2 separate regions of the Homo sapiens genome follow, and region 1 is linked to region 2. The links are chromatin loops, found by intact Hi-C in ENCODE. Cell type or tissue: heart left ventricle. All regions are shown on one strand. Links, peaks and the distances in the headings refer to the core of each region. The heading gives the core; the rest is flanking DNA.

Evidence for each region. Hi-C counts contacts between places; a loop is a spot of excess contacts. Peaks named below come from ENCODE experiments on the same cell type or tissue, not always from the same donor. Only the 100,000 strongest peaks of a DNase experiment are listed, where the experiment ranks them.
Region 1: a loop joins it to region 2, with 8 times the contacts of the local background. A loop is called at or near these places in 25 of 110 quality-filtered maps.

The regions. Positions count from the first base shown.
Region 1 is chr4:38,775,962-38,792,535 of GRCh38, forward strand. It overlaps TLR10 (toll like receptor 10), which reads right to left and starts at 7,029. Exons shown (of 4, transcript NM_030956.4): 1 at 6,960-7,029; 2 at 149-465; 3 at 1-2. It also overlaps a transcript of TLR1 not described here. RefSeq lists enhancers at 2,804-2,973, 5,909-6,118, 6,181-6,350, 12,008-12,177 and a cis regulatory region at 12,093. In heart left ventricle, for the core only: a CTCF peak has its summit at 7,104; no DNase peak of the experiment used is centred there.
Region 2 is chr4:38,171,577-38,188,150 of GRCh38, forward strand. No RefSeq gene overlaps it. Among named protein-coding and RNA genes, the nearest start is that of LINC02513, 190 kb to the right of the region's middle. RefSeq lists enhancers at 5,988-6,257, 7,988-8,157, 8,458-8,517, 15,639-15,808. In heart left ventricle, for the core only: a CTCF peak has its summit at 8,255 (motif pointing right); DNase peaks (open chromatin) are centred at 5,515, 6,275, 8,245, 11,312 and 1 weaker place; H3K27ac peaks cover 1,270 bases.

The DNA of each region.
Region 1 (16,574 bases), core at 3,492-11,491, 600 kb after region 2:
GCCTGAAGATTTCAAGAAAATTGAAAGTAATTTGTTTTATTACCAGACATTGTGAGCCTTTGACTTGATATCAAGGAGTTACCCCTCAATTTTTGTATTTGTGGATATAGAAAGTCCCTGGAGCCAATATCTGACTTTCAACACTTACCTTACAGATGGAAGTTTCAAAACAGGAAACAAATAGAATTATTCCTGTCCTTCTGCCTCTATATGTCTTCAGGTTGGTGGCAAAAGCAATCTGGATTACTGCCAAATAATAGTATTAATGTTGAAAAACAATTTCCAGGTGTGACATGTTGCCAGCTTCTCCACAGATAGGCATGGTGTTAGTCATTAAAAGAAAGATCTAAATGTCTGAAACCTGCCAGTGAATACCAAGCCACAATCTTCAGTCTGTTGTTAGACAACTATAAATGTCTTAACTTCTTGTTGAATTCAAAGGTCTTGATATTCAGCTGCTGAATTCTGTTATGGCATAGAATCAAAGCTTTCAGGTTAGATTTCAATGTGCCAAGATACATACTAATTGCTTCATGTATATTATCTCATTTATTTATCACCATACTCTGTGAGGGAAGTACTACTACTCCCATTTGATAGATGAGGAAATTGAAGGATATAGAATTCTGAGGACTTTGGGAGATGTGCCAGGCTTCACGTGGTTGGATTAGACGTAGAACAGAGGTAGTTGGAGTACTAAGATTTTACGATATTCATTATTCAAGATATTTATTAAGTACCTATTCTGCCAGAAACTTTTCTAGGCACTGGGGAAGTAGCAGTGAACAGAAGAGATTTCTGTTTCTACATAGCTTATATTCTAGAAAGAAGTTAAGAAAAGAGAGACTGCAAACAAAACAATACGTTTATATGTTATGACTCACAATTCCACATGCCTGGGGAGGCCTCACAATCATGGTGGAAGGCGAATGAGGAGCAAAGTCATGTCTTATGTGGCAGCAGGCAAGAGAGCATGTGCAGGGAACCTCCTCTTTATAAAACCACCAGATCTCATGAGACTTATTCACTATCATGAGAACAGCATGGGAAAGACCCGCCCCCATGATTCAATTACTTCCCACCAGGTCCCTCCCACAACATGTGGGAATTATGGGAGCTACAGTTCAAGATGAGATTTGGGTGGGGACCAATATCAGGCAGTGATATTGTCTTGAAGGAAAAATAACTAAGATAAGGGAAACAGAGAGAGACTGGGGAGTGATTTTCTTTTTTATAGAATGATCAAAAATGGCCTCCCTGATAGTGATCTTCATGCAGAAATCTAAAGGGGCCAAAGAAGCAAGACACTTGTTGTCTGGGGAAAGAGTATTTTGGAGAGAGAGAGAACAGCAAGTACAAATTTAAAGATCCTGATGTGCTTGGAAAATGTGAGGAAGACCTGGAGTGGAGTTAGGGGACGGAATCAGAGAAGAGGTCGGATCTTATAAGAACTTGGCAATTTTCCTCTGACTGAAATAAGAAACCAGCAGAAGATTTAGAGTCCAGGAATGACAGGTTCTGACATACATTTTAAAGATTCCTCTGTTTGAGGCAACCTATAGAATGGGAGAAAATTTTTGCAATCTGTCCATCTGACAAAGGGCTAATACCCAGAATCTATAAAGAACATTAAAAAATTTACAAGAAAAAAACAACCCCATCAAAAAGTGGGTGAAGGATATGAACAGGCACTTCTCAAAAGAAGACATTTATGCAGCCAACAAACATATGAAAAAAAGCTCATGATCACTGGTCATTAGAGAAATGCAAATCAAAACCACAATGAGATACCATCTCATGCCTGTTAGAATGGTGATCATTAAAAAGTCAGGAGACAACAGGTGCTGGAGAGGGTGTAGAGAAATAGGAACGCTTTTACACTGTTGGTGGGGGTGTAAATTAGCTCAACAATTGTGGAAGACAATGTGGCGATTCCTCAAGGATCTAGAACTAGAAATACTATTTGATCCTGCAATGCCATTACTGGGTATCTATCCAAAGGATTATAAATCATTCTACTATAAAGATACATGCACACACGTGTTTATTGCAGCACTATTCACAACAGCAAAGACTTGGAACCAACCCAAATGCCCATCAATGATAGACTGGATAAAGAAAATATGGCACATATACACCATGGAATACTATGCAGCCATAAAAAAGAATGTGTTCATGTCCTTTGCAGGGACATGGATGAATCTGGAAACCATCATTCTCAGCAAACTAATACAAGAACAGAAAACCAAACACCACATGTTCTCACTCATAACTGGGAGTTGAACAATGAGAACACATTGACACACACCGGGGCCTGTCAGGGGGTGGGGGGCTAGGGGAGGAATAGCATTAGGAGAAATACCTAATGTAGATGATGGGCTGATGGGTGCAGCAAACCACCATGGCATGTGTATACCTATGTAACAAACATGCACGTTCCGCACATGTACCCCAGAACTTACAGTATAAAATAAATAAATAAATAAATAAACAAACAAACAAATAAAAAGATTCCTCTGTTTGTTGGGTGGAAATGACTGGGAGCCACAAGGCTGGCAGGGAAGACTCCTTGGGACACTATAGCGTAACTTGTGCCAGAGAGAATGTATCAATGGAAGTGGAGAGAAGTGGTTAGATTCTAATTTCAAATTAGTAAACAATTTAACTCTACGTGTCCCCACACCAGGCTCTCTGAAGGCACCAAGAGCAGGTGATAAGTTAGTGGGGGAGTTTTTCTGCTTCCATTTGTATGTATCTGTTACACATTGACCCTCAACCTCCCTCAGACAGGTCACTCCCATAGACAAGCAGAGGGAGCAAAAGATATGCTCAACAGAAAGAGGATGGGTTAGAGAGAATTCTCTGTGCGTGTCATGTTCCCATCATTCTGAAAGCCTGGATGGGAGGTGAGGGAGGCAGTGGGCACGCCCATCCACAGGAATGCACACAAACATGGCAGGGTAACAAAGGTGGGGCAGAATCAAAACATAAGGCCACTTAGAATGTTACCTCTCTCTCATCTGTATTTCTCTTTCTCTAGAACCTTCCCAAGTCTGGTTTTTTTCTTGAAGTGAAGAAATTCCAGAAAACCTATGGAGAGTAGGGAGTGAGAGGGCCACTCCCAAGTTTTCCATTAGCTGCTGATACTAGTAAAGGAGAGAGAGCATCTTATCTCTTATCTTGGGAACACATATGATCATAGTTTCTTTGTGTGAACTCCCTTACAATGTAAACTTGGAGAATTCCTTTGTAAAAATATTAATTATCCACATTGATCATATAATTTTTATATTTCATAAACTATTGTTTCTGGTAAGTGTTCTCAAATATCTTGGAGAAAAAGCAATCATTTTGGTAAGGTCACCACATTTAGATGATTTCTCAAAACACCAACTTTTAAAAACGTGGTCAAATGACTTAAGATGCCTCCGGCCGTATTTTTCTTTGCTGACATTTCAGTGACTCCCTAGAGTGTAATGTATACTAAAATATTATACTGCATTAATATGTAAATATAACACAGGATAATTATCAGAAAAAACAGGTGAATATTCTATTTAATTAACTTAGTTCCTGCTGGATTTTTGAACTGTTATATATTTAAGAGTAAGTTTTCTACATCTACTTTTAAATATTTCTAATAGAAAATCAGTTTACAACTGTGGCCTGGAAGTGTAATTACTACTCAAATTATTGTGTTCATAGTATCCAATGTATAATGATAAACTTTATATTTTCTTTCAGTTTTCTTAAAACTATACATTAAAATTCAGAATATCTTAATTTCCATGCCACTAGATGCAGAAAATAATTTTCCATGAATTCATGATCTCTTCTGAATGACCTCTTAGTAAATAAACTTTCATTCATTTGCTTGTCACCTGTCCCTTCTCTGTTCATTCCCGTGGTAGCTGTCTGTCTTGTTCACTTCTGTATCCTCAGCATGTAGCATAGTGCTTGACACATGGTGCCTGCTCATTACTGCTTGTTGAATGCACATATGAATGAATGAATCCTTGTATGTATGAATTTCAACGTTTTAATCCTTAGTACAACGTGATGCATAATATGCTCTCATAAATATGTGTTGAATGAATGAATTTATGTTGTGAATTCCTGATACAGTGCAGGGCATGATGGTTGAAGAATGAGTTTGGTAGGCCTGGCGCGGTGGCTCAGGCCTGTAATCCCAGCACTTTGGGAGGCTGAGGCAGGTGGATCACAAAGTAAGGAGATCAAGACCATCCTGGCTAACATGGTGAAACCCTGTCTCTACTAAAAAAATACAAAAAATTAGCTGAGCGTGGTGGCATGTGCCTGTAGTCCCAGCTACTCGGGAGGCTGAGGCAGGATAATCACTTGAACCCAAAAGGTGGAGGTTGCAGTGAGCTGAGATGCCACCACTGCACTCCAGCCTGGGCAACAGAGCAAGACTCAGTTTCAAAAAAAAAAAGAATAAGTTTGGTTTTAGTGATTGATGGATCTGTGTTCAAATCCAATGTTAACCATTCATCCACTCATTAGCTATGTACTCGGACCATTTATTTAATCTCTGAAAGATCTGGTTTTGTCATCTGTAAAATGGAGCTTGTGAAGAGGCATAAGACAATGTATGTAAGTCACTTAGTACCATGCCTAGCATATCACACTTAATAAATGGTGGCAGTTATCAGGTCAAGACTCGGGTGAAGCAAGGAAGGCATAAATGTTAAGGGGGTCCCAAGGAACTCAGTAATCAAGATAATGTTTACATGAAATATTTTTAAAAATGAAAATTAATGCAAAAATCTATGTTGAACAAAATATCGAAATTTTTCATAAAGACAGGATCAGTATTGCTGATTGTTTCTTTTGCCTCAGGCTCTATTATGGCTTGATAGGACCCTGGCAGTTATAATCATTAGGTTGACAAAGGTGCTTTTAATGTTATCCTCTCATAGAGTGCTTAATTTGTAGCAATTGACTTTAAGCTTCTAGGTCTTAGAGCCATGGCCCCTTAAGAATGCAGCAGAATCTAACCCAGTTGCTTTAGCTGGAACTCTGCGCTGAGAAGTCAGAGTTTCTATCTCTTACCCACTTCTTCCCCCTGCCCAATACCACAGTCTTATCTGGGACTACAATGGGAGAGGAACTCTTTTTGAACTTCTCTTAATATAACAATAGTAAAGGTCCTATCTCTCAGGCAATACTTATGCATTATGACATTTTATAAAAACAACTTTTACATAGAGACAGGGTCTCACTATGTTGCCAAGGCTGCTCTTAAACTCCTGGCCTCCAGCAATCTTCCCACCTCAGCCTCCCAAATGGGTGTGATTAGAGGTGTGAGCCACTGTGCTTGGCCTCATTAAAGCAATTTTAAAAGTAGGACATACACTTTTTTTTTTTTTTGAGATGGAGTCTCGCTCTGTTGCCCAGGCTGGAGTAAAGTGGTATGATCTCAGCTCACTGCAAGCTCCACCTCCCAGGTTCAAGCGATTCTCCTGCCGCAGCCTCCTGAGTAGCTGGGATTACAGGCACCTGCCATCACACCCGGCTAATTTTTGTATTTTTAGTAGAGATGGGGTTTCACCATGTTGGTGATGTAGTCTATAAATAGTATATATATGTTAATATCATATCCCTACTACTACGTTAAAAGCAGGTAAAAAACAGAGAATGACCTTCCTTAATACATCTTTAATATCTTATAATTTAAAAGTCCAAGTCAAAAGACATCATCAAATGACAACTAGTGTTTTACCAAAGAATATTTAATCATCTAATTTATCTTTTCCCAATGATATAAAGAAATAGAAAAGAGATTAAGAACCTATTGAATGTTGAATGATCTTTGCAACATAAGAGTAAGAATGACTTCTTTTCAGTATTTCCTACGTGTCTGACATGGAGCTAAGTGTTTTATGTCCATTACCTTGTTTAATCCCTCAATGACTCAACAAAATGGCGGCCATTATTATTCATATTTTACAGATGGAGGAGCTAAAGCCCAGAGGTAAAGTAACTTGCCCAAGATGACCAACTGAAGAAGCAGAGATTTGAACCCAGACCTGTCTGGTTCCTTCTGGATGGTAACTAAACCCAAATGCAAGGCACCTCAAACCTTGAAATGAGGTGGCTTAAGATGTAACGACATCCTAAGGACCGAATCACTGAGGTTGAATCCATTGATCTGACCAGCTGCCATGGCGGCCACTTCCTCCTTTCTCACCCCATGCCCCTGTCTATGAAGCTTCATGCAGCTGCTGTGGGACACTCTGCTAGGTGCCACAAAGTTCAAGAGACTTTGCCTACATGTATAAATATATTCTTAGGAAAGTTATAAGTTCACAAGAATTGAAATAAAACTCGAAGTGCATCCTATTCCTAATTAATAGCTCAGTGTAGGTGGTCTGGGAGAAAGCTTATCAAGAAACCAAATGCTCACAGGTTGTTAACCATCCTCTTCTTTACAGCAACCACATATGGCCCTCTTTGTCCACTTCTGAAGGAAACGGAATAAGAACTGCATTGTACAAGATCCATCAGATCTGCCCCTACTTTTAAACAGGTAACACAAATGCAGAACTTTTCAACGGGGTAAAGGAGCAACAAATATGCCTTAAATAGCCAAAGGTTTCATCCAGCAGAGGTTAACATACGCTGTGGGGAAATAAGAGCTAGAAAAAACTTGCCACAGTGCATAGGACCGTTCAATCTGAATAGAAGAGCTGACCAGGTTTGATCCGCAATCAGTGAAAAGAAACCCACGCTCTCAAGCATCTGCAAGAAATTCCTCAGATCAATAGCCCCAAGGTCACTAATCATTAATCTAGACAAAATAGTAAATACTAAAAATCTAAATAACCCTACTTCCCTCCCCTCAATATTAGCTCAAATTATCTCCTTTTTAGAAAATACCCATGCAGCCCTTATATCTTTTTAATGAGAGTTACAACAAACAAAGCTAAGGTTCTTACCCCACGGCTTGCACTCTCTCAGCAGAGCTGCAGGTGCGTGGATGATTCGTTGACACGGTCAGAATTGGCTGCAGGAGGGAATTGAATCGAGGTTTTCTGTAAAGCTTAAACCCCATCCGCCCTCTTCTGCATGCTACTGGTATTGCATGTTATATATATTCATTATAATCTTAGCACTTTTTTAAATTGTGGTCAAATACACATAACATAGGAGTTATCATGCTCACCATCTTTCTATTTTTATTTTTATTTTTATTTTTTTTGAGGTAGGGTCTCACTTTGTCACCCAGGCTGGAGTGCAGTGGTGTGATCACTGCTCACTGCAGCCTTGACCTCTTGCGCTAAAGCCCGCAAGAGGCTGGGCTTCTCAGTCCCGCAAATGTCTGGGACTACAGGCGCTCACCAACTGGCCTGGCTAAGTTTTTTGTATTTTTTGTAGAGACGGGGTTTCGCCAGTTGCCCAGGCTGGTCTTGAACTCCTGAGCTCAAGTGATCTGCCTGTCTCGGCCTCCCAAAGTGCTAGGATTACGGTGTGAGCCACCGCGCCTGACCTTAAGCATTTTTAAATGTACAATTTAGTGGCATTAATTAAGTACATTCACACTGTTGTGCAACCACCACCACTGCCCATCTCCAAAGATTTTTCGTCATCCCAAACTGAAATTCTATGCCATTAAAAAATAATTTCCCATTTTCCCCTTCCCTCAGACCCTGGAAACTATAATTCTACTTTCTGTCTGTGTGAATTTGACTACTCTAGGTACCTCATGTCCGTGGAGTTATACCATATTTGGTTTTTTGTGACTGGCTTATTTCATTGAGCATAATGTCTTTAAGGTTCATCCATATCATTTCTATTATTATTACATAGAATAATAGAATCTTTCCTTCCTTTTTTAAGGCTGAATACTATTTTGTTGTATGTACGTCCCACATTTTGTTCATTCATTCATCCATCAATGGACATTTGGGTAGTTTTCACCTTTTGGCTCTTGTGAATAATGCTGCTGTGAACGTGGTGCACAAATATCTATTTAAGTTGGTACTTAACATTCTTTTGAGTCTATACCTAGAAGTGGAATTCACGGATCGTATGACCATTCTGTTTAATTTTTTGCAGAACTACCATACTGGTTTTCCACAGCATCTTAGAGCTCTTTGATGATGCTTTTCTTCAAGGTGCAGGTCGGTTATCCCTTTCATCAGTTGGGTGGGGCAGTCATGTGATGATGGGCAGGAGTAGGAATGGTGACTCCATAATTTCAGCAATCAGGCAGGAAGAGGGTGGAAAGGAGTTATCTAGAGCAGTGGTCCCCAACCCCTGGGCCACAGACAGGTACCAGTTCATGGCCTGTTAGGAACCGAGCCACACAGCAGGAGGTGAGTGGTGGGTAAGCAAATGAAGCTTCATCTGTATTTACAGTCGCTCCCCATCGCTTGCATTACCACCTGAGCTCCACACCCTGTCATATCAGTGGCAGCATTAGATTCTCATAGGAGCTTGGACCCTACTGTGAGCTGCATATGGGAGGGATCTAGGTTGCGTGCTCCTTATGAGAATCTAATGTCTGATGATCTGTCACTGCTTCCCATCATGTCAGATGGGACCATCTAGTTGCAGGAAAACAGGCTCAGGGCTTCCACTGATTCTACATTATGGTGAGTTGTATAATTATTTCATTATATATTACAATGTCATAATAATAGAAATAAAGTGCACAATAAATGTAATGTGCTTGAATCATCCCGAAACCATCTCTCCTCCATCTCCAAACCCGGTCTGTGGAAAAACTGTCTTCCATGAAATTGGTCCTGGTGCCAAAAAGATTGGAGACCTCTGACCTAGAGGCCTTTTCTTGAAGTGAAGTGGTAAAATAAGCATGGTATTTTTTAAAATGTAGATCGCAAAGTACGGATCAATTTTTAAAGCAACATTTTTGAGGTTTTTTTCATACTTGACTTAAGATTTAGGTGACTGCTGGAGATCACGAGTAAAGAAGAAAATTTCCAGATGGATTTGTCTACAGGAGGAATGATCAATTTAAACATGAATGATTATAATAGATTTATGTCTTATAAAATTGGGGAGTGGGTGGGTTCTTAAAATACATTTTTTAACTATCATATTGGGGTTTTTAAATTTAAAATGTAGTCCATGTATTTCCACATATATTGTAGGGGGAAATCACACAAAATATAAATAACTGTAAAAAGAAAAACAACAGCAAAACAAAACCAGCTCTGCTCCTCACCTAAACATATACAAACATGTCTATATTACACAAACGTAGGAAGACAGGAACACCCGTCAGGAACGTTGGAGAGGGGATTCCCAGCTTGTTGGATGAACTAAGCTCTAAAATCTTTTTCATTTCAGAAATTCTCAAATTACTATGATCAGCACACTCACACTGTATATTGCCCTCTCAAGGAAAAATAATCACTTGGGGTTTTTGTTGTCCAAAGACATATTCTTCCTTTCCCCAGAGACCAACATGTTTAAATACTTTATTGTCAGAAAACGGAGAAGTTTTCTTTAAGTGTTTTTACATTTGTTTACCAAAAACAAGTTGAGCCAAGTAGAGTTGTTGCTTGTGTCATCTAATCATCATCATTAAGCTTGCATTTACTTCCTAAGTGCAGATAGTATTGCACACAAGATATTGGCTAATCACCACCACAAACTACATAGAACATATACTTTATTCCCATTCGCCAGATGGAAAAACTGGTTGAGAGAGAACAAAAAACTTGCACAAGGTCATCATCCAATAGGGGAGGGAGCCAAGATTCAAAACTAAGTAAGTCTGGTTCCAAAGCCCACAATTTTTTCACGACTCCAGATGCCCAAGAGGTTATGTAATACTCTCTCTGCCTTCACCTGAGATTTCTAAAACGTTTAAATCTTTATTCACAACTAGCAACCAAGAATAGTATGCTCAGAACCATATGTGCTGATAACTTTAAGATGTAATATTTTTATTCCTTTTTAAAAAACTTCCCCCTGCCCCTACACACATGCATGCACGCAGGCACGCGCACACACACGCACGCACACACACAAACACACAAACACACATTTCCCTCCTATGTCTTCCTCTGATACCAGACGTGGGCCAGCTGTGATTCTGCCTTCATATATGTTGCAATGAACAGAGAACCTTGGGTTACCACAAGGGGATGGAGGTTTATTTTAAAGACACTAGAGGCTGTAAGGAAACACAGCAGCACAGCCAGGCCCTCTAGAGACCTGGAGCAGTGGCTTCTGGGGACTCCCAGAGCAGCCGTGGTGGTCAGGCTGTCTGGTTGGGCTGCTCTCCACTTTAGCTATGACTTGACTTCTCTTTGACTCTTCCTCAATCTGCTTCTCTTTCTATTCCCCACTTCTCTTTATTGCTGCCTTTGCTTCTATATGTGTCTTCCTACAGCCTTTTCCCAGGCTCATGGCTTACAGTCAAGGGCTGAGGCCCGCTCTGAGAATACTTCCCCCAAGAAGGGAAATCTGATCAGATCTTTGCCTCACTATGCAAGATGGAGCGTCTCTATTGGGCAGAGGATTCATGACCACCTTACAGGCGGCTAGCTTATTTTATTTTTATTATTATTTTGAGATAGAGTCTTGCTCTGCTGCCCAGGCTGGAGTGCAGTGGCATGATCTCAGCTCACTGCAACCTCCTCCTCCTGGGTTCAAGTGATTCTCCTGCCTCAGCCTCCCAAATAGCTGGGATCACAGGCATGTGCCACCATGCTCGACTAAGTTTTGTATTTTTAGTAGAGATGGGGTTTGCCATCTTGGCCAGGCTGGTCTTGAACTCCTGACCTCAGGTGACCCACTCACCTCGGCCTCCCAAAGTGCTGGGATTACAGGTATGAGCCACCGCACCCAGTCTATTTTTATAGTTCTTGCCTTTAAGAGGGCCTTGGTCCCTGATCCAGGCAGGTAGGAAAGTTACATGACCTAGAGCTGCTCACGGGTAGAAGAAAGGGCCTGGGCTTGCATTCTCCCTAAGAGCACTGCGGGTGGTTCAGGGTCTAGTGTGGAGCACGTGTTAGCTGGGGAAAGCTCCTTTACTTTAATTACTGGTATCAGTAAGTGAAAATAGTAACAACTTTTTTTTTTTCTGAATCCTATTTCTGAAAAATAAATGAAAAGTAATAAAATTCTCACATGGTTAGAAAATTTAAATCATTTGTCATTCATTTACTACATTTGAGTATAAGGAGAACATTTTAGTTCAAACAAATAAAATGATCCTGGCCGGGCACAGCGGCTCATGCCTGTAATCCCAGCACTTTGGGAGGCCGAGGTGGGTGGATCACCTGAGGTCAGGAGTTTGAGACCAGCCTGGCCAACATGGTGAAACCCTGTCTCTACTGAAAATACAAAAAATTAGCCAGGCATGGTGGCATGCACCTGTAATCCCAGCTACTTGGGAAGCTGAGGCAGCAGAATTGCTTGAAGCTGGGAGGCGGAGGTTGCAGTGAACCAAGATCGCGCCACTGCACTCCAGCCTGGGCAACATGAGCAAAGCCCGTCTCAAAAAAAAAAAAAGAAAAAAGAAAAAGAATAAAATAAAATGATCCTAGATACGTGCTAGGAACCTGAAAGACTTTGGAGAGATTTGGTAACCACATTAAAAAGACAAAAAGAGGTGAAATTAATTTTAATAATATATTTTATATAATTCACCACATTAAAATATTATTTCGCAAGTACTCAATATAAAAAATTACTAGCAAGATATTTGACATTCTTTTTTTATATAATGTCTTTGAAATTTGGTGTGTGTTTTACACTTACAGCACATTTCAATTCAGGTTTGTCACTTTTCAAGCATTCCATAGCCACATACGGCTAGTGGCTACCATATTACACAAACAGGACTAGAGCCTTAGGTTAATAAATGACAGTCCTACAATGAGCCAACAAACTTGAACTCTAATGCACCCACGAAACTTTCCCTAATGATACCAAATATTGACATTTCTCATCTCTCATTTTCCCATGTGCTACCCCTGACTCCCGCTCCCACTTCCCCTCTCAACTGACCCTGCTCACTCTGGGAATGGTCCTGTTGTAAGAGCCATCACTTAGAACCCACGTCCTCAGAAATTATCCCAAAGGCTTTAGGGGCAGAGAAGGAATATGTGTATCTATTAGAAGTGACATGGGGAAGAAAAGGAGGACAAATAAATATGAAAGAAAAATTAAAGAGGAAAGAGAGAAATGGAAGAGAAAAGCACTGGGAGGAGAGGATCAAAAGGGAAAAGCAAAAAAGAGAAAGAACAAGGGAAACACAAATAGAGAAAATTAGGATGGAAGGCAAAGAACAAGAGAGAAATGGAGAGAAAAGGAAGGGAGAAAATAAAATACAAGGCTAAACAAGGGAGCGGTAAAGAGAAAAGAGTACAGACAAAAAGAGGAAAGCCTGGATTTCTCATCCTGGTCTAGGTATTATTATAACTTTATTAATTAGTTGCTTAGCATTGCTCTTAGGCAGAATTCCAAGACTTAATCATATAACAAATATCCAAAAAGACATGTCAGCTTGAGGAATTCCCCTGGATTTCCTTGTTTGCATCCAAGCCACATGCCATTGTTGCTTGCACTGAATATGAACAATTATACACTGAATCATGCTTACTAAGATATATTTCAATACGTCCAGGGCTCTGCTAGAGCCAGCTTATACCAGCTCATAAGAGCCAATTTTTAATTTTCAAGAATTTTGTGAGCCAGTTGTTAAAAATAATCATTATTAAAAATGAAATCATATATACCTGCATTTAAATAAACTATATTTAGGGCCAAGTGCAGTGACTCGTGTGTAATCCCAGTACTTTGGGAGGCCAAGGCAGGAGGATCCTTTGAAGCCAGGAGTTCAAGGCCAGCCTGGGCAACATAGCAAGACCCCGTCTCTACAAAAAAATTTTTAAATGAGCCAGGTGTAGTGGCATGCCCATATTCCTAGCTACTCGGGAGGCTGAGGCAAGAGGATCTCTGGAGCTGAGGAGTTTGATGTTACAGTGAGCTATGATTGTGCCACTGCACTCCAGCACAAGTGGCACAGCAAGACTCTATCTCTAAAATAAATAAATAAATAAATAAAGCTATATTTAAAACAAAAGTAGTAAATACTCAGAACTCATCACTTCCTAATTATTTGACTGTATATTTACCATCATTATGTTCTGGGAGTTATTTTTGTCTACTGTATCTGTTATGGTGGAAACACTTTACAATGAATGGTATACTGCACTTTTCTTTCCAACTCCACCTTCAGCGATGTCATGTTGGTACCTTGAAATCAACCATGGTAGGAGTATTTACACCATAAAATTGGCAAACACTATAAATTAGGACTTTAGTTATTGTTTTGTTAATTTTCTAGACTTACAAAAGTAATGAAGAAAATGTTAATAATTTGTCAAAGCATTTTGTTTTTCTGCGAATCTGTTGTTAAACATTTACCAGCACACTACAGCAGCTGGTATCATTTATATCTGATTTAAAAAGAAAGCATTTATCTAACTCAATGGTTTACTTTTTTTTTCTTTTTCTTTTCTTTTTTTTTTGTTGAGCTGGAGTCTAGCTCTGCCGCTCAGGCTAGAGTGCAACGATGTGATCGCCTTCCAGGTTCAAGTGATTCTCATGTTTCAGCCTCCCAAGTAGCTGAGATTACAGGCACGCACAACCATGCCCGGCTAATTTTTGTATTTTTAGTAGAGCCGGGGTTTCACCATGTTACCCAGGTTGGTCTTGAACTCTTGACCTCGGGTGATCCACCTGCCTCGGCCTCCCAAAGTGCTGGGAATACAGGCATGAGCCACTGCATCAGGCCTCAATGGTTTACTTTTTAAAAGAGCAATATTTTGGCAGAGATTTATATATGAACTCTTACTTTTGGTTAAATTGATGTTCAGTGTTTACATTATTATGATCTATGTAATGTTGGGCCTCACTAAAAGCTACATTATACACTATGATTACAGTCTATGATTATGCTTTTTGGTTTTCTTGTAGTTAATAATTGCCTTGTATTTTATTTTGTTAGTTTTCAATGCTTCTATGATAATTTTCCTCACATTCCCAAATAGCTCTCAAGTCAAAAAATGTAATATAATGAAATCTATCAAATAAACAATCACCTCTCTCAAATTACTGTCTGTCATTTTGCTCCAGCATGCATTGGATTTCTGCAGAGCTGACATCCTCTGACTTTGAGTTGTTGCTATCCTGGAAAGCTGTTGCTCCTCTCTGCTGTATTAGATCTCTCGTTTCTTGGGATGCACAGCATCTCCTTTCTTGGTTTTTATCTGTTATAGTGGAATTCATCATCCAGTAGTTTCCCGAAAGAATGCATTGATGGTTAATTTGGAGGGAGAACTTACATGTCATGCCTCATATTTGATTGACTGTTTGGCTGGATATAAAGTTATATGTTGCAAATGATTTTTCTATACAATTTTGAAGGTATTGTTCTGTAAGTTCTAGCTTCTAGCATTGTACTGAGAGATGCATGGTTATTCTGATTTCTGATTCTTTGTATGTAACCTGGTTTCTTTTTTCTTTCTCTCTCTCTGGAAGCTTTTACTATTGTTGTTCCTGATGGTCTAAAATTTCAAGAGAAAGTGCCTTGGTTTGGGTCTTTGAACTGTTCGTTTTGCTGGGTACTTTTAGGAGATTCATGTCCTTCAGTGGGATTTCTCCGTCTTATTATTATTATTTTTTTTGATAATGTCTTCACCTCATCTCTTTTTCTGATTCTGGAACACCTATTAGATGGATGTGGACTTCTCAGAGTTAGGCTTTTACTTATTTTTTCTCTTGCAAAATAAGTCATTTTGTTCTAATTTCATAGAAATTTCTTTAACATATTTTCCAATGCTTCTATTTCTTTGGGTAAGGGGCTATCAAACTTTTTAAGTTCTAAGAAACGTCTGTAACTTCAAGTTGTCTTAGAGGAAAGATGAACATCCTCATAGGTCTGCCTGTGACTATATAATTACCGGTGGCACTTCTGTCCCCTGGCTCTCAATCTTGTTTGGGACCTTGTTGATTAATTTTGACAATTAATTTTTATTATGGCTTGTCATTCACACGGGTGGGTGTTTATCTGGGGAATTCAAGAAGCAACTGTGTCCTAGTAGGATGAAGTCCATCACACAGTTCCAGAACAGCCAAGGAGGGCAGTGCGAGCTTGTCCAAAGTGACAGGGAGCTACCAGAAGAAGCAGTTCAGAAGAAGAGAATGTGAGAGTCAGCCAGGAAGTCCAGCTCTTCTCTGAAATCCTCAGGAGGAACTGTTTTCCTGTAAACACAGGGGTTGGGGACTTGAGTCATTTTACTTAAAATGAAAAGGAAGTGGTAACCCAAAAAATGAGAAATCTTGGGGACACTTGGGCTGCATTAATGAGGTTGAAATTTTTCATAAATTCATTTTCTAACTGGATCCTGTTTTGGGCTGACCATGCTTATTGCCCACATATCAATGGAGATCTTAGTGCTTTTCTATTTTATTCTATTAGTTCTTGATATACATGAATTTTATCTATGATATTTGCTAACAGTTTACTTCCCAATTTCTTATTTCCCCATTTGCCATTTTTAGTTGTTTTGTTTGCCTCATTTGTTCATTCGCTTGTTTAACATGGAGCTGTTCCCAGTTTTTCTGTAACTTTTGTCTCTTTTCTGATTTTATTTCATCTTAGAAAGCCCAGGATAATCTAGATGAAACATGATCAGCACTTCAGCTCCAGTTCCATATTTGTTGGTATAATAAGGACAAGAAGAATGATGATAATGACATAATAATAACTCTAACATTTATTGAGCTTTTGCTTAATGCCAGGAACTGTTCTATAGACATTATATGTATTAACTCACTTAATCCTCGTAACAATAGTATGAGACAGGTATTTCCATTACTCTCATTTTACGTCTCCACAGTAATAAAGCAGAGAAGGAGTACATAACCACCCAAAGTCACTAGAAGAAGGTGGAAGAAGCAAAATTCAGGTGGAGGTCCGAGATGCTTCTCTTCCCCACTGTGTCTGCCACCTCTAGAGTGAATAGCCATGACCCTGAGATAAGTCAGTTACACACATTGTACCACCGATTTCTAAAACAACCATATGAGAGAGGTACCAGTATTATGCCCATTTTATAGATGAGAAAAAGGAGGCTAGGAAGGGTGAAGGAATTCATCTATGGACAGAGGATTTGTGCCCTCTCTTTTCTCTTCTACAGAGAAATTGAGCCAGGATTTAATCCCAGCATGCCGGTTTACAAAGCCCAGCTTTATAACCTTTATTTATTCTCTATTGTTCCACTGGAGAGACCTATTTTTGGTCTCCTAAGCCCCATTTCCTTATTTGTTTGTTGTAAATTTTTCAAGTACAGAAAAGTATAAAAACAAAAACAAACACCAGTTGTAGGCAAGCAGTGATAATTTTTTCATATTTCATCTAGACCATTTTCTATGCATATTTTAACCTAGTTGAAATCATAGTGTACATATACTTTTGTATCCTATGCTTTTTATTTATATTGTAATATAAGCATAGCTCACTGCAGCCTCGAATGCCTGGGCTCAAGCGATCCTCCTGCCTCAGT
Region 2 (16,574 bases), core at 3,896-11,895:
ACTAAAATACAAAAATTAGCCGGGCGTGGTGGTGAGCCCCTGTAATCCCAGCTACTCAGGAGGCAGAGGCAGGAGAATCACTTGAACAAGGGAGGCGGAGGTTGCAGTGAGCCAAGACTGCACCACTGCACTCCAGCCTCCTTAAAAAAAAAAAAAAAAAAAAAAAAAGAAAAAAAAAGGCAAGGGAGAAAGGCAGATGGAGACCAAAATTTCACCTTTTCTACTGATAAAGCTGACACTAGAGAAAGTGGAAGATATCTGCAGACAAAGGGATGGCAAGGGGCTAGGCTATGCATGCCCATCAGCAATCATCTAAGTCTGTCCCCTCTCCTGGGTGGGGGGAGTGAGGACTGCAGGGAGCTTATTATGCCAATGGGCTCTCACACCACAGAGAAGGGAACACCCAGAGTGGTGAGTGGTTGTGAAGTACCTTTGGCTTAAATGGCAAAGTCTGTTGTGGGTATTTTCCACTCATGGTCTCTGGTTTCTATCCCTATTGCCTCCTCACTGTCCCTTGACATTCTCAGCTGATCCAGAGAAAAGACTGCATAGTGAAAAAGGGTGCCTGACTGGGTTTTGGGAGACTGGGACCCAGTTGAGGCTGGTGGGCAAGTCAGATCAGTGTCATAAGTCTTGTGTTCCTCGTATGTCCTCTGACGGTGTAGGAGAGGTTGCTCCCCCTTGCTGAAGCCAGTCTTGTGGTTTGGGTACCCTCCACCCACTCTGGGAACCTTGCCTTCTCTTGCATATTCAACGTCTTTTCTTCTCGGCTGCATTTTTTTCCATAGGCTTTTAGGCTTACACAAGTTGTTCCCACTTAAAAGCAATATCCTCACTTGTCTCTCATCCTTGCCAGCAATTTCCCTATCTGTTGCGCAGGCTGGAGTGCAGTGGCACGATCTCAGCTCACTGCAAGCTCTGCCTCCCGGGTTCATGCCATTCTCCTGCCTCAGCCTCCCAACTTGTTGGGACTACAGGTGCACGCCACCATTCCCAGCTAATTTTTTTTTTTTGTATTTTTAGTAGAGACAGGATTTCACCATGTTAGTCAGGATGGTCTCGATCTCCTGACCTTGTGATCCACCAGCTTCGGCCTCCCAAAGTGCTGGGATTACAGGCGTGAGCCACCGTGTCCGGCCTCTGCACCTTCTTTTTTATAGAGAGACTCCTTTAAAATGTTGTCTGAATGTATTGCCTGTGCTCATTCAGCCCATTAGCAGCACAACCTGGCTTCTTCCCAGATAACTCCCACTAAGGTGGCCAATGATCTTCATGTAGCTCAATCCAGTGGACACTTCCATTCTCCCTGTACTTCATTTCTCAGCACTAATTGGCACTGTTGATCATTCCCTGCTTTTCATTTGTCTTCCAATACAACACTTTCTTGGTTATCTGCCTTTGAAGTTGCATTGGTCTTCTAGCCAGCTATTTCTTGGAGCTCTTCAATACCTAGGTCCTCTTCTGTTTTCACTCTACCACCTCTTAGTGAAAGAATGATTAGACTATTTGCTCATTCATTCGATAAATTTTTATTGAGCACCTATTATGTGATAGGCACTTTCCTAGGCACTGATAATTTAACAGTGCAAAAAAAAACCCCCAACAAATTCCCTGCTCCGATGATGCTTTTATTCTAGTGGGAGAAGACAGGGAATACATAAATAAGCAAATAAGTATATAATATATCAGGTGGTGCTAAGTGCTGGGAGGCAAAATAAATCAGGGTGAGAGAATAAGAGGAAAGGTGATGTTATATTTAATGGTCAGAGTCCTAAAAGAAGTGACTGATTTTGTTAACAAGGTAATGTTGGCCTCATAGAGTGATTTAGGAAGTGTTTTCACCTCTGCTATTTTTTGGAAGAGTTTGACAAGGATTCTTTAAATGTTTAGTAGATTTCACCAGTAAAGCCATCTGGTCCTGGACTTTTCTTCATTGGGAGGCTTTTGATTACTATTTCAATATTTATATTTGTTACAGGTCTATTGTGATTTTTGATTCCTTCTTGAGTTAATTGAGGTAATTTGTGTGGTTCTAGAAACTGCTATTACATCTAGGCTATCTAATATGTTGGTGTACAATTGTTTTTAATAACAGTCTTTTGTAATTCTTTTTCTTTCTGTAAGGTCGGTAGTAATGTCCTCACTTTCATTTTCTGAGCTTAGTTATTTGTGTCTTCTCTTTTTTTGGTCAGTGTAGCTAAATGTTGGTCCGTTTTTGAAGACAGTGGCTGAGCATGGAGATACCAAGTGGCAGGGCATTCCTGGCAGGATGACAGATCATCCCAGCAAACATTTACGGAGAACTTCCTGTGTGCCAGGCATTTATTACAGGGGCTTCACCTGGATGTTTCCATAGAGCAGCTACGATGATGATGATTATTCTTACTTTCCAGATGAGGAAACTATGGTACGGAGAGGTGAATGAGCTTGCCCAAGATCCCATCACTATTAGAAGCAAAACCAGTAAGAGTCTGACTCCAGGACCTGGTCTCATCTGTACACTTTGACCTTGCCCAGGTGTGAGTTCAGTGAAAGGAATTATTATGACTAATGTCAAAACAGAGACAATGAAACAAAACCTCATCTCATGTACCTCAATATGGAATTTTTTCTCCTTTAGAAATACATGAGAAATGTGTCATTTCCAGCTTGGAGTAACAAATGGTACAACCATTTTACAACCTAATTTTACTCTCCAGCTGGTTCCAAGATATTAATAACTAGGGCTAGGCCATCCTTGTCACATTTTGGATTTTTAAAAAAATCTCCAGCTATCTTCCAATGTATGCCATTTTGTAAAATATATTTTTCCCTAGTATTTTTTTCCATTTGGAGGAAACAAAAGTATGTTTTAACAGCATACAATCCATATGCTTTTGATTTCCTCGTACTCAAGTCACCAAAATGTCGCTTCATAAGAGCTATTTTATTCCTCTTTAAACTCTCCTGAATATAAATTTTTAACATTTCCTTCCTCTCAACCACCAAGCAGTGTTTTGCTGAGGGAAAGAATATCCAGATAGCATCAAAACTAGATAGTTTTTCAACTGACGTTGGGACTTAAGGGGGCTTGGAAAACATGCTTTCCTGACCAAAGCTAAATTACGGGCTGATTCCGAAGCTCTAAGTACCTAATGGCTCAGGTTAAGGGACTTATGGCCCCAAAGACACCAAAGAGTTTTTAATCACTCTTCCTCCCTGCGTACCCCACAGCAGAGCTGTAAATCTTTTTTACCCTTTATAGGAAAAAAAAAAAAGTGAGTGGGAGAAAGAAATTTCTCTTGTCAGCTTGAGCTTTAAAAAGAAGAAGGAAGTACGGGGTGAATGGATGTTTTTAAGCTCAGGCATATGTTGGATGGGAGGAAATGAGACTGAGGGAGAAGCAAAGTGCTGATGTAGAGGGTCCATATGGCCTCAGAATGACCTGTGAGTCTCACCAGTTCCTATAACAAACGCCACAGATGCCTCATGTGAAGAGCAAGTTTTGTAAGGAAGCTCTGGCATTGAGTGAAGTCAGCAAAATTAGGAGTGGTGCCAAGAAGGATTCTCCTGTATGAGGAGCACTCCTTTTCCTTTCCATCCATCCATCCATCCATCCATCCATCCATCCATCTGCCCCAGAAACACTGGGGAAATCAGGCAGGAAGGATGGGAAAGAAATGGAAATTAAATTCTATTAGTCACTGGCTATGTCATCAAAGGCAATGCTGATTGATTGCTAGTGGCTGCCTGGAGTGCTGTGTTGAGAAGGATTCTGAGGTCTGGTCTGTTTTTTACAGCGAGAAGTAGAGTTGATCAGGGATTCAGCTACAGACAAGATGGTAGGGAGTGCCAGCCGTCACTCTCATGTTGAGAAATATCTCACTGTGCCATGTTCCCAGTCCAGAGCTGGTTAAATGGAGGAGATGAAGGAAGGATTAGCCTGATGCCCATCCAAGGTAGATAAGAGTGAGAAGAGCTGGGCTGGTTTAGGAGGCAATGGTAGGATTTTAGGAATGAGACTTTGGCCTGGTTAGTATCTGTAGCTCTACCAGAAAAAACACTAACCCCTCCAAGCCTCAGGTTTTTCCATGTGTAAAACAGAATAAAAACACTTTCCTTATAGGATTGGGGTGAGGATTAAATGTAAAATAAAGGGTCTGGCTTGTAGTAATGTTTTATAATTTTTTTAGTTTTTTGAGATAGGGTCTTATTCTGTTGCCCAGGCTAGAGTGCAGTGGCATAACCATGGCTCACTGCTGCCTTGACCTCCGGGGCTCAGCTGATCCTCCCACCTCAGCCTCCTGAGTAGCTGGAACTACAAGTGTGCACTATGATGCCTGGATAATTTTTTGTCTTTTTTTGTAGACATAGGATTTCACCTTGTTGCCGAGGCTGGGCTCAAATGATCCGCCTTAGCCTCCTGAAGTGCTGGGATTATAGGCATGAGCCACCACGCTCGGCCTATAAATGCTTTATATTTTTATATAATAAAAATGGCTCTAATTTGGCTTTAGACTTCGGTGGCTATTATCAATTAATCAGTATCTATTTTGTACTTAATAGGTACAAAAGGAAACAGAAATATCTAAAATCTGGGGTGACAGAAAAGAGATACATAGAACAGAAAACCACGTGATCAGGGCCAAGTGGCCCATTTCTACTAGATATCTGGAAGAGGGGAGACACATGAACTGGGTAAACATTTGAGGATGAAGAGTAAAGGGACTTCCCTTTTCTCAGCTCTAAATTTGAAATATTCCTCTCTCTTCCTATGTGGGTTTTTGTGTTCCTCAGAGGAGAGACCTAAATTCTGAGGCGTGGACAAGAGAAGGTCAAATTGCTGCTCACAAACAACGAATCAGGCTGGGTGCCGTGGCTCGCTCCTGTAATCTCAGCTCTTTGGAAGGCCAAGGCGGGAGGATCCCTTGAGGTCAGGAGTTGGAGGCTACAGTGAGCTACAACGGTGTTCCTGCACCCTAGCCTGGATGACAGAGTAAGACCCTGTCTCTAAAATAAATAAAAATAGGCCGGGCGTGGTGGCTCACCCCTGTAATCCCAGCACTTTGGGAGGCCGAGGCGGGCAGATCACGAGGTCAGGAGATCGAGACCATCCTGGCTAACACGGTGAAACCCCGTCTCTACTAAAATAAGTACAAAAAATTAGCCGGGCATGGTGGCCGGTGCCTGCAGTCCCAGCTACTCGGGAGGCTGAGGCAGGAGAATGGTGTGAACCCGGGAGGCGGAGCTCACAGTGAGCCGAGATCGCGCCACTGCACACCAGCCTGGGCGACAGAGCAAGACTCTGTCTCAAAATAAAATAAAATAAATAAATAAATAAATAAAAATAAAAATAAAAACAAAACCAAACCCCAATGAATCAAAGCCTTAGGTCCTTTCTGGATTTACCTGTATTAAAAAAATTGTTTCCTTTGCCTGTTAAGGAGAGCCACTGAGAAGCAGTGTGAGGGGTTCCGTTGCTTCTGCACCTTCCTGACTGCGGTGGGCAGAGTGTCAGGAAACCCTGCAGGCCAGGCCACACCACCAGGAGAAACCAAAACAGAACAAGAAACCGCGTGCAGCAGAACACGGAAAAGTCCTTTGTTGTTTAAAGTTTTTATCTTGCTTGTGGCAAGTCTGACGATTCAGCAACCACCACAGCTGCATTGGGCTGAGAGTTTCCTTGTAGGTCTTTTCTCCAAAGCCGGAACAATAGCAGGGGGTTAGTCCTTCCCTCTGCCCAGCTCACGTTCCAGTTTCTGAAATGGGTTTGGGACAAGCAGAGCTTGGAGCAGCCGCCCTGAGGTTTTTATCAGACTAATTCAAGTGAGAGGAGGCAGAGTAAAACTAGCTGTTTAGGTTCATGGGTGATGCATTTCTGGGCATGAACTTCAGCTCTCTGTATCCTGATGTTGAAATAAGTTGAAAGAGTCAACAGGTTTCCCATTACTTGGTTAATGGGAATTAACCAAGTTCCCATAGTAATGGGGACCCTTAGTATGGTTAATGACAAAGGATCATGAAGATTGAGGTTTCCAGACCTTGCTAGGGATACAGTGAGGATCTCCCAGCCACCATACTTTCTCTCCTGTGAATCCCCCCAATCACTTGTCTCCCTACTGTGTGCTCTGAGCACAGGTGACGGGGACCCTAAACCAGGGAGCAGCAAAAGGAGGGAAAAGGAAAAGCAAGGCGACGTGGCACGCCTGTGGCAATACCTGCCAAGTGACGTGGGGGTGCTACATGTTCTCAGAACACAGCTGCGGCATGGCTGGCAGCTGGCCTGGGTGTGGCTCTTGAGGGGAGCTGCTGGGCTCGGTGCCGCTGGTGTCTGTTGCAACCTCACTTTCCTTATCTGGGAAATGAAGGCATTGGGGGTGGTGGGGGAGTCTGTCTGCTCTGTCCGTCAATCGTTATTACTGAGGCTCACACATTGTTGAAAAAGTCAAAGAATGTTTTAGGAAAACACATTTTGTAGGTATTTGTTCATTCATTCATGGATTGATTTATCCTCTCACTGAAACTTTGTTTTTACACACTGACTCTGTGCTAGGTACTGAGGGTACCAAAACCAATAAGACTGGATTTCCTGTGCTCCTGGGCTCACAGTCTTGTGAGGAAGATAGATACATATGCAGATCATTCCAGAAAAACAATCTGCTTAATAACAGAAGTGTGTGTACTGTGTTCAGCCCTGCCTGGTAGTGTTGAGAAGGCTGACACGAGGGCCAGGTCTTGCAGGAAGAGTAAGGATGCCCAGATGGTGAAAGCATATTTCAGAGGAAAGTCTAGAGCTTGCAGAAAAGAACTTTACCTGAGAGCCATGGTAAGGCTGAAAAAGAGTTTAAGGAGGCAGCAAAAGGCAGAGAAGGAAACATGGATTATCCTGTTCTATATTGGATTATCCTGTTCTATATCCAGGTGAGATTCCAGTTTATCAAGAGAGAAAAAGTCTCCCTTTTTCTTTACACTAAGAAACGCTTGGGTCTTTGCATTGGGATGGCCCAACACTGTTTATATACTACAGAGCAGGCCACTGATGCTTGTTTTTACCAGGCTACGCAGAGGAAGGTATTTCTTGTTGCTATTTCTCGCATAGACCTTTGATAAAGGCTGAAGACTTTATTAAGACTGTTGTGATTCTTACCCTTTATAGAGTCAAAGCCTCCTTCGAAAATGGGAGGAAAATAATAAGCACATAATTTGCGTAAAATTTCAGAGGTTTCCAGAACCATGTTCGCAACCCCCAATGCCCACTCATGCATTACAGGTAAAGACCTTCCACCAGGCTTAGGCTGTGAACCAGGGGACTGGAATAACCCAGCCCAGATATAGAGCTTTATGGCGACCTGGCCTGATGTTGGCATTAAGTTTGGACATTGTTGAGGAAGAAATGTTACTAGGCTGACCTTTCGTGGGCTATGGCCAAGTTTGGGTGAGGGCAGAGTGTTGACAAGTGCCCTTTGCCCTGATTTCCTGTGGCTTGGTGGTCCTGGATCTGGGAAAAGCAGAAGCAGCTTTATAGCTTGGTTTGTTAGTTGCCTGCCAAAGGAGCAGTAACCTGCGATGAGGTTTGTTTGGCACATTTTTTTTTTTTTTTTTGCCATTTATTCACTTGTTATACTCGAGTGTATATGCTGGTTTGTGTACTTTCTTTCGACTGGGGTTGGTGTATCAACTAGAGCAGGAAGGGGTGCGGTGATGACAGAAGTGGACCAAGACCATTCTCAGATGGGGAAGAGTGGAGACAGATGTGTGGGAAATTGACAGGAGCCAGGGGTCAATTTCTTATTGCCAGAGCTTTGAAAGGAAGCGAAATCCTTTTTCAGAGGGCTTTGGCAGGGCTAGTACTAGGGGGAGGCAAGTGAGACCTTTGTCGTGGGTACGAAATGCGAGCGGGTACCCAAAACTCAGTAATCAAGAAAAATAATATTTTAATGCAGTTAAAAAAAATCAAAATGCAAAAAAAAATCATAATAAATAAAGCATTAAAATTTTAAGTAAAGACAGGATGCACTCCTGTACTTGCGAGACTCTGCCTCACTTAATCCTAATCCCCATTCTGGGCTTTCTTTGGAGCCAAGAAATGCATCCCCTCAAAGTCCCAAACTTGTATTTGAACAACACTTGTGAATTGCAGTAAAACTGGTACCTGGGCATTGCTGAGTTAGTTCTTGTAGCTCTCCAGGAAATTTTCCAGGCAGTGGGAGCCCTGCTCAGGTCCAGCCTAACCACCTTTGCCCAAGAAATGTGTGTTGGCAGTGACCCAAATTTTCCACCAGGTGGCACTCTTGCTCCAACCACGTGCCCCTGAAAAGAGGATTCTTAGCTAAGAGTGATTTAAACTAATTGTTAAATTGTGCTTCTTTTTGGAAAGGCTGAAAAAAATCCTGAGCAGGAATTGGGGTAAACAATGATGGGATATAAAGAGTATTTGAGGAGTGTTCTGGAAAACTTGGAGCAAGGTAGGGCCTGATTAGTGGCCGGCCACAGGCTGTGCTGCTCTTCAGCAGGTGAGAAAAGGGAGAATTTTAAACCGCCTTTTGTTCTCAGATGCAATATAAACACATGTGACATGGGAGAGAAATGTGGGATTAATGATTTTCTGTGAAGTATATCCTGGTAACAGCTCAGGCACTTGAGTCAGAAAGACCTGGAATGTTGGTTCCACCACTTCCTAGCTGTGATCTTGGATGAATGACTGGGCTTTGACAAGCCTGAGATTCTGCATCTTTAAATGGGGATGATTGTAGCTGCTCCTCCAGACGGCCATTAGAGGATTAAATAAACGAATGCACATAAGGCTGTTTGCACGGTGCCTGGCACATAGTAAGTGTTCAACAAAGATGAGGTGTTATTATGGACTTTTAGGCAAAGCCTGTCCAGCTAAATTCCTGGGCCTGGCCTCCCTTGGCTGTTGCATTAATTAAGGAGATGACCTCAGGGTGACCCAGAGAAATAACTTGATAATGAACCATGGCTCGAGGAGACTGGACCAGAAGAGTTTCCCACCTGGATAGAGTTTCACAGGTGTGATTTTTGAAACAGGAAATCAGGCTGGGTTCCCGGGCTCCTGAGCAGAACTGTCTCACCCTCTGTGACTTGTACACATCTGACCACCAGGTGACTGATCCCACTTAAACTATGCATTGTTGTGGAAAGTATCAATTTACAAGGATGTGTATTGGAACCTTTCCATGAGTCCAGTCTGTCTCCTTACTGTTCTGAACTCCTGAACTCACAAAGATGCCCCAAATTAACTATCCTTCAATAACAATGAGTTGATAATAGTTCCTGTTTGTTGAGGCTTACTTTATGTCAGTCACTTTAATAAGCACTTTACAGACACAGGTTCCTTCATGTCTCAAAACCACCTGGAGAAGTAAGCAAACCCATTTTACAGACAAACTAAGATTTAAGGAAACTTAGTACCTTAGCAGCTCTCCTTCAGCCAGGAATTGGTATAAACTTAGATCTGTCTGACTTCTAAATCAATCAATCAATTTATCATTGGCCTATCATCTATCCATTTGACAGCTTAAGTACAAACCATTCCAATCTAATTAAAGCAATGTTCCATAGAGACCTCTAGGGTCTAAGAAAATCTTTTTTGGCCTCAATTGAGGCTTCTTTCTTGAAAATATAGGGAGATATTCATGGCTGCACCTTTGCAGATCCATACACACATAGCTCATATATGTGACTCTCTAAGTAGCATGTTCTTACTTGTGGGCACTAGGACCAAGATTATGGTCCATTCTTGTGTCCACTGCACTTCCGGGATTCCCCAGGGAGAGCTCATTTGGGAGGATGGTCTGACAGTGTCATTCTCTGTTCTGCACTGAGCTCCCTTTGCTGGCCTAGGAAAAGCTAGCTGGCCAAAATGGTCTCAGTTTTCAATGGGATGCAGTTGGACAAGAGAGGATGCATCAGACAAGATCAGTTTGACCTTGGCTGCAAGAAGGAGCAGAAGGCAAATGCTATCTTCCCCAGTGAAAAACATCACTAGCCATCCAGGGAGGAAATCTGGTTTTCTCAACTGGAGAAGATAGCTACAGTTCAAAAGTTTAGAGTCTTCTTCGTGAATACAGTTCCTGGCATCAGTTGAGGGATCAGCGTAGATAAGTGGAAGTTCCCACTTATAGCATGTTTGATTTCTTTCCCCCAATGCAGTTTATTACCTCTAAGTTTATCCTGTAGCTCAACTCGGACTAATAAAGTTTTCTCTAGTACAGAAGGTCCATAGAGGATCTACTTTATTAGTTTAAGTGGGTTTTAATTAGTCAATTAGAGAACAGTTTCTTCTCCAGGACTTAAAAACGATTTTGTCAAATTATTTCAATGAAAATATAGTTGGCTTTATTTAGTAACTAAAAAAAGTCACTTCTAGTTTATATTGTTACAAATTAAGGTCAATGAAGTTTATGGATTAAGAGGCAAGAAACAGGCCGGGTGCAGTCGCTCACGCCTGTAATCCCCGCACTTTGGGAGGCCGAGGTGGGCGGATCATCAAGTCAGGAATTCAAAACCAGCCTGACCAACATGGTGAAACTCCGTCTCTACTAAAATGCAAAAAAATTAGCCAGGCATGGTGGCACACGCTTGTAATCCCAGCTACTCAGGAGGCTGAGGCAGGAGAATGGCTTGAACCCAGGAGACGGAGCTTACAGTGAGCTGAGATTGCGCCACTGTATTCCAGCCTGGGTGACAGAGCAAGACTCTGTCTCAAAAAAAAAAAAAAAAAAAGAAAAAGAAAAAAGAAAAGTCAAGAAACAATAATGTGTTTTTCCTTCATACGTAAATATTTTTATTAAAATTAAAATGACCCAAAATAATATAATAACATATAGAATTGAGAGGTGACAACATGCTGGCAGCCCTTGCTCGCTCTAAGCACCTCCTCGGCCTTGGTGCCCACTCTGGCCGCCGTTGAGCCCTTCAGCCCGCTGCTACACTGTGGGAGCCCCTCTCTGGGCCGGCACAGGCCAGAGCCGGCTCCCTCTGCTTGTGGGGAGGTGTGGAGGGAGAGGCGCGGGCGGGAACCAGGGCTGCACGCCGTGTTCACGGGCCAGCATGAGTTCCCGGTGGGCATGGGCTCGGAGGGCCCCGCACTCAGCAGCCCGTCCCGGGCAGTGAGGGGCTTAGCACCAGGGCCAGCAGCTGTGGAGGGTGCGCCGGGTCCCCCAGCAGTGCAGACCAGCCCGTGCTGGTGCTCGAATTCTCGCTGGGCCTCAGCTGCCTTTCCGTGGGGCAGGGCTCGGGGACCTGCAGCCCGCCATGCCTGAGCCTCCCCCCATCCCCCGCCGTGGGGTCCTGCGCGGCCTGAGCCTCCCCAATGAGCTCCGCCCCCTGCTCTGCGGCGCTCGATCCCATCGACCTCCCAAGGGCTGAGGAGTGCAGGCTGGCGCTGCGGGACTGGCGGGCAGCTCCACCTGCCGCCTGGTTCGGGATGCACTAGGTGAAGCCAGCTGGGCTCCTGAGTATAGTGGGGACTTGGAGGACCTTTATGTCTAGCTAAAGGATTGTAAATACACCAGTCAGCACTCTGTGTCTAGCTCAAGGTTTGTAAATGCACCAGTCAGTGCTCTGTGTCTAGCTAATCTAGTGGGGACTTGGAGAACTTTTGTGTCTAGCTCAGGGATTGTAAACGCACCCAGCAGCACCCTGTCAAAACGGACCAGTCAGCTCTCTGTAAAACAGACCAATCGGCTCTCTGTAAAATGGACCAATCAGCAGGATGTGGGTGGGGCCAGATAAGGGAATAAAAGCAGGCGCCCTGGGCGCAGCAGCAACGCGTTGGGGTCCACTTCAGCAGTGTGGGAGGTTTGTTTTTTCAGTCTTTTCATAAATCTTGCTGCTGCTCACTCTTGGGTCTCCACTGCTTTTATGAGATGTAGCACTCACTGCGAAAGTTGGCAGCTTCACTCCTGAGGCCTGTGAAACCACGAACCCACCAGGAGGAACGAACAACTCCAGGCCGCCTTAAGAGCTGTAACACTCACGGGGAAGGTCTGCAGCTTCACTCCTGAAGCCAGCGAGACCATGAATCCACCAGAAGGAAGAAACTCTGAACACGTTCGAACATCAGAAGGAACAAACTCCAGACGCACCACCTTTAAGAACTGTTAACACTCACCGCGAGGGTCCACGGCTTCATTCTTGAAGTTAGTGAGACCAAGAACCCACCAATTCCGGACACAGAATCATTATGATTTCCTTGGAAAATGGATGTGTGGAAAGATATTTACCATGGGCTTTCTTTGGAGCCAATAAATACATCCCCTCAAAGTCCCAAACTTGTATTTGAACAACACTTGTGAATTTCAGTTAAATTAGTACCGGGAAATTGCTGAGTTAGTTCTTGTATCTAGAACTATCTTCAGTAGAATGACTGCACATCCAGATGTAGACAGGCTGGGAGGAAGGGGCCAAATCTTACTCATTTCATTATTCTCGGTCTCCAGCATAGGACTGACATGGGTCTTTGATCAACAGATGTTTACTGGTTAGAATTAAAATCCAGCATGCGGATTCTCATTTATTTGATTCCTTGAGATGAAAAGGGCCAGTCTTCTGACCTTTTAATCCACTGTCAGCACTGGCGCCCCGATCAGAAATTATAGCACAGGAGCCTAAGCTCAGAGCGACTACAAAGGGGTCAGGGCAGAGGGAATTGAAGACACAGATTCTATCCCCGTCTGGACTTTTCATATGGACGAGGGAAGAGGTTCATAGCCTCAGCTGAGCTGCAGGTCAGACAATTGGGGTGGATGCTCTTTTATTGAGCACCTGCTATATAGATCAGGATATTTGCATTCACTCTCCCATTTAATCCTCGCAAGAGGTTGTGAAAACACCGACATCGCTTCTATTATCCCCATTTAGAGATGAGGAAACCAAGTCTTAGCCAAATAACCTGCATAACGGAAGAAGCTGGGATTCAAATCCGGGACTTCAGAATGGAAGAATGATGTCAAATTTCCTCTCAACAGCAGAGATTCATGCAGCCAGTAGGGGAGCTAGGGCTCACCTTAAAATGGCACTAGGTGTTTGCAACTTTTTGAACAAAGGCATTTTTAGGGAACTAGTGGACAAGCGGTTGATTTGGCAGGAAGCCCGCCAGACAGCTAGAAAATGCAACTGGCCTGGGACCGATCAATCAATTTCAGGTTGCAGTATGTTTTTTCCCCTCCAAATCCATCCACTGAAAAGTCCTTGGAGTAGGAGCGGACTTGAAAAGAACTGCCAGGATGGAAAATACTAATTTTTTTTTTTTGGCATTTATTTTAAAAGGGACTTACCTAAAGCTCTCTAGATCCACTAAAGTATTACACAAGAAGATGGGTGAGTCTCAGGCTCTTCAATCAGAAAATTATTTCCATAGGTCAAAAGAGCCAAAGAATTTCTCAACTCTATTTACATTCTCAAAAAGAAAAATTTAGTCTGAGCATGGTGGCTCATGTTTGTAATCTCAGCAGTTTGGGAGGCCGAGGTGGGAGTGTCACTTGAGGCCAGGAATTCAAGACCTGCCTGGACAACATAGTGAGACCTGTCTCCACAAAAAATAAAAATAAAAAAATTAGGCAGTTTTGGTGGTGTGTCCTGTGGTCCCAGCTATTTGGGAGGCTGAGGCAGGAGGAACACTTGAGCCCGAGTGGTCAAAGTTACAGTGAGCTATGATCACACTACTGCACTCCAGCCTCGGCGACAGCAATACCCCATCTCAAAAATATAAAAATGAAAATAAAAGAGAAAGAAAGAAAAAAGAAAAATTTATTTCTAGGTTCAAACCCCATTTCCTTTTACCGACCTTAACTAAATTTCTATTTGTCATCTTTTTAACTGGTTTGTGTGACCCTTTTTAACTGGCTTGTGTGCCATGAATGTCTGATTAAGATGTTTGTTTCCGCCTCTTATACAGTAATCAGGCAAGGAAGCACAATCTCTGGGTCCAAGAGGGGGTTAGGGAGGAGGATTCAGTTAAACAATCATGAAAACAGGGCCCTGTGGTAAGATGGGAGGGGCAGAGTCCTCCCCCTCAAGGGACTTAGTGTCCAGTGGGAGACACACAGGCCACTGTTGTCCGGTACCCATGGGGCATCTCTGGGTTCCTCCAGCAGGGAGCCTGATTAGGATCCATGAGAAGCTTCTCTTTGCACCCAGAATCTCTCCTGTTCAATCCAGCTCCCTGTGGGCTCTTAATTGTAAGGCTTTACTATTCGCCAGGGAGACCTCAGGTTTTTCATTGATTAAAGAGAAAGACTCCTTTGACACTACAAAGAGGAACATTTAAATTGCCAGGTGATTTAATGCAATTATCTCTCCTTGGCCTGACAGGTTGAAATGAGCAAAGGAGTGAAAGGATTCAAGGAACTTAACATAAATCGAACCAGTTATTTTCTCACTAGCAATCAGCAGATTGAGGATGTTCACTGGGGAGACGGATGATGCTTCCTGCAGCAGTGTTAAGTGCATTAAAAAAGAGCAACTCAAGAAAATAATTTCCAATGCTTTCCAATTCTTTTGCCACCTGGAAACTTTCTGTTCATTTATTTTTAAAACTCATTTTTAATCTTTGTGTATTGAACTTCCATTGGGCGCCTTTGAGGGGCCTCACTGCATTAGTTTGCTAGCGCTGATGAAACGAAGTACAGCAAACTGGGTGACTTAACAACAGAAATGTACTGTCTCCATTCTGGAGGCCAGGAGGTCAGAGACCAAGGTAGCAGAGGGGTTGGTTCCTTCTGAGAGTGGTGAAGGAAGGACCTGTTCGGGGCCTTTTTCCTAGCTTCCGATGATTTGCTGCCATCTTTGGCAGTCCTTGGCTTGTAGACACATCACCCTGATCTCTGCCTTCATGTTCACCTGGCATTCTCCCTGTGTGCATGTCTGCATGTGCATATTTCTTCCTTTTTATAAGAACACCACCATTCGTATTGGATTAGAAGCCACCCTACTCCAGTATGATCCCATCTTGAAACGAATTACAGACAGTCCCCCACCTAATGACGGTTCCACTTACAATATTTCTGCTTTATGATTGTATGGAAGTGACATGCATTCGGTTCAGTATTCAATAAATCACGTGAGATATTCAACACATTATTATAAAATAGGTTTTGTGTTAGGTGATTTTGCTCCAGTGTAGACTAATGTAAGTGTTCTGAGAATGTTTAAGGTAGACTAAACTATGGCATCCAGTAGATTAGGTATATTAAATGCATTTTTGACTTAACAGCATTTTCAACCTATGATGGGATTATCAGGTCATAACCTCATTGTAAGTTGAGGAGCATCTGTACATCTGCAATGACCCTATTTCCAAATAAGGTCACCGTCTGAGCTACTGGGGGTTAGGACTTCAACATATGAATGTTAGGGGGATACAGTCCCACCTGTAACACTCCCTGTAGCCCTTCTCTGTCGCTGGCTGAAACCAGCTGGTTGACATGTGGACATCCACCTTCTCGCTTCTGGCATAGGGACTCACAACCCTGGGTACAAAATGGAAATCACCTGGAAGATTTTGAAAGAAATACCCAAGATGCCCAGTGGGATTTTCCCTAGCATGTGCAGGGTCCTCGGTACACATTGTTTGCTGGGGCACTTATCTATAAAAATAAGCTGACTAGAAAATGCATGACAAAATTTATGGGCCCATATGAGGTACAGTGATGCATTGAAGAAAAATTAGAATGGGTAGAAGAGAGTTACTTATGATTTATGTATTGTCCAGTTAGTGCACATAGAGATTCTTCGCGGGGTTTAGACAGAATCTCTTCCTGTTCTTTATCATCAAATGTACCATTCCTGATTAATTTCATATCTCCTACTGTAAGAGAAAGATAGCAACACTGTTATTACAATGCCAGGGCTCTTCAGAACAGTTTGTATTGAAAGAATAGATTTTGTTTCTGCTTTGCCTCAATACTGTTAATTTGAGGGTTGTTTCATTGTTAAGGGTCAACTGTCTCATCTGGTGTGTTCGATGTGATTATCAGCTCTCAATGGTCTGTTAAAGGTGCTTTCCCCTTGGTGAACAGAAAATGCAAGTCTTTCCCAGTATGCAAGAAAGTGTGAAGGATAATTCTTTTTTGGTGATGTGAAACTTACTCTTTAAAGTTTTCTAGCACAAACGTAGGATACTGTTATGGTTTGGCTGTGTCCCCACCCAAATCTCATCTTGAATTGTAGCTCCCGTAATTCCCATGTGTTGTGGGAGGGACCCTGTGGGAGATAATTGAATCATGGGGGCGGGTCTTTCCCATGCTATTCTCATGATAGTGAATAAGTTTCATGAGATCTGATGGTTTTATAAAGGGGAGTTTTCCTGCACAAGCTCTCTTTGCCTGCCGCCATCCATATAAGACTTGACTTGCTCCTCCTTGCCTTCCACCATGATTGTGAGGCCTCTCCAACCACGTGGAACTGCAAGTCCATTAAATCTCTTTCCTTTATAAACTACCCAGTCTCGGGTATGTCTTTATTAGCAGCATGAGAACAGACTAATACAGATACCTTCCAACCATGTTCTGAATCCACCAGGCAGTAATTACTACCTTCCTGAAATGTGGTATATTTCCATAGGGACTGCA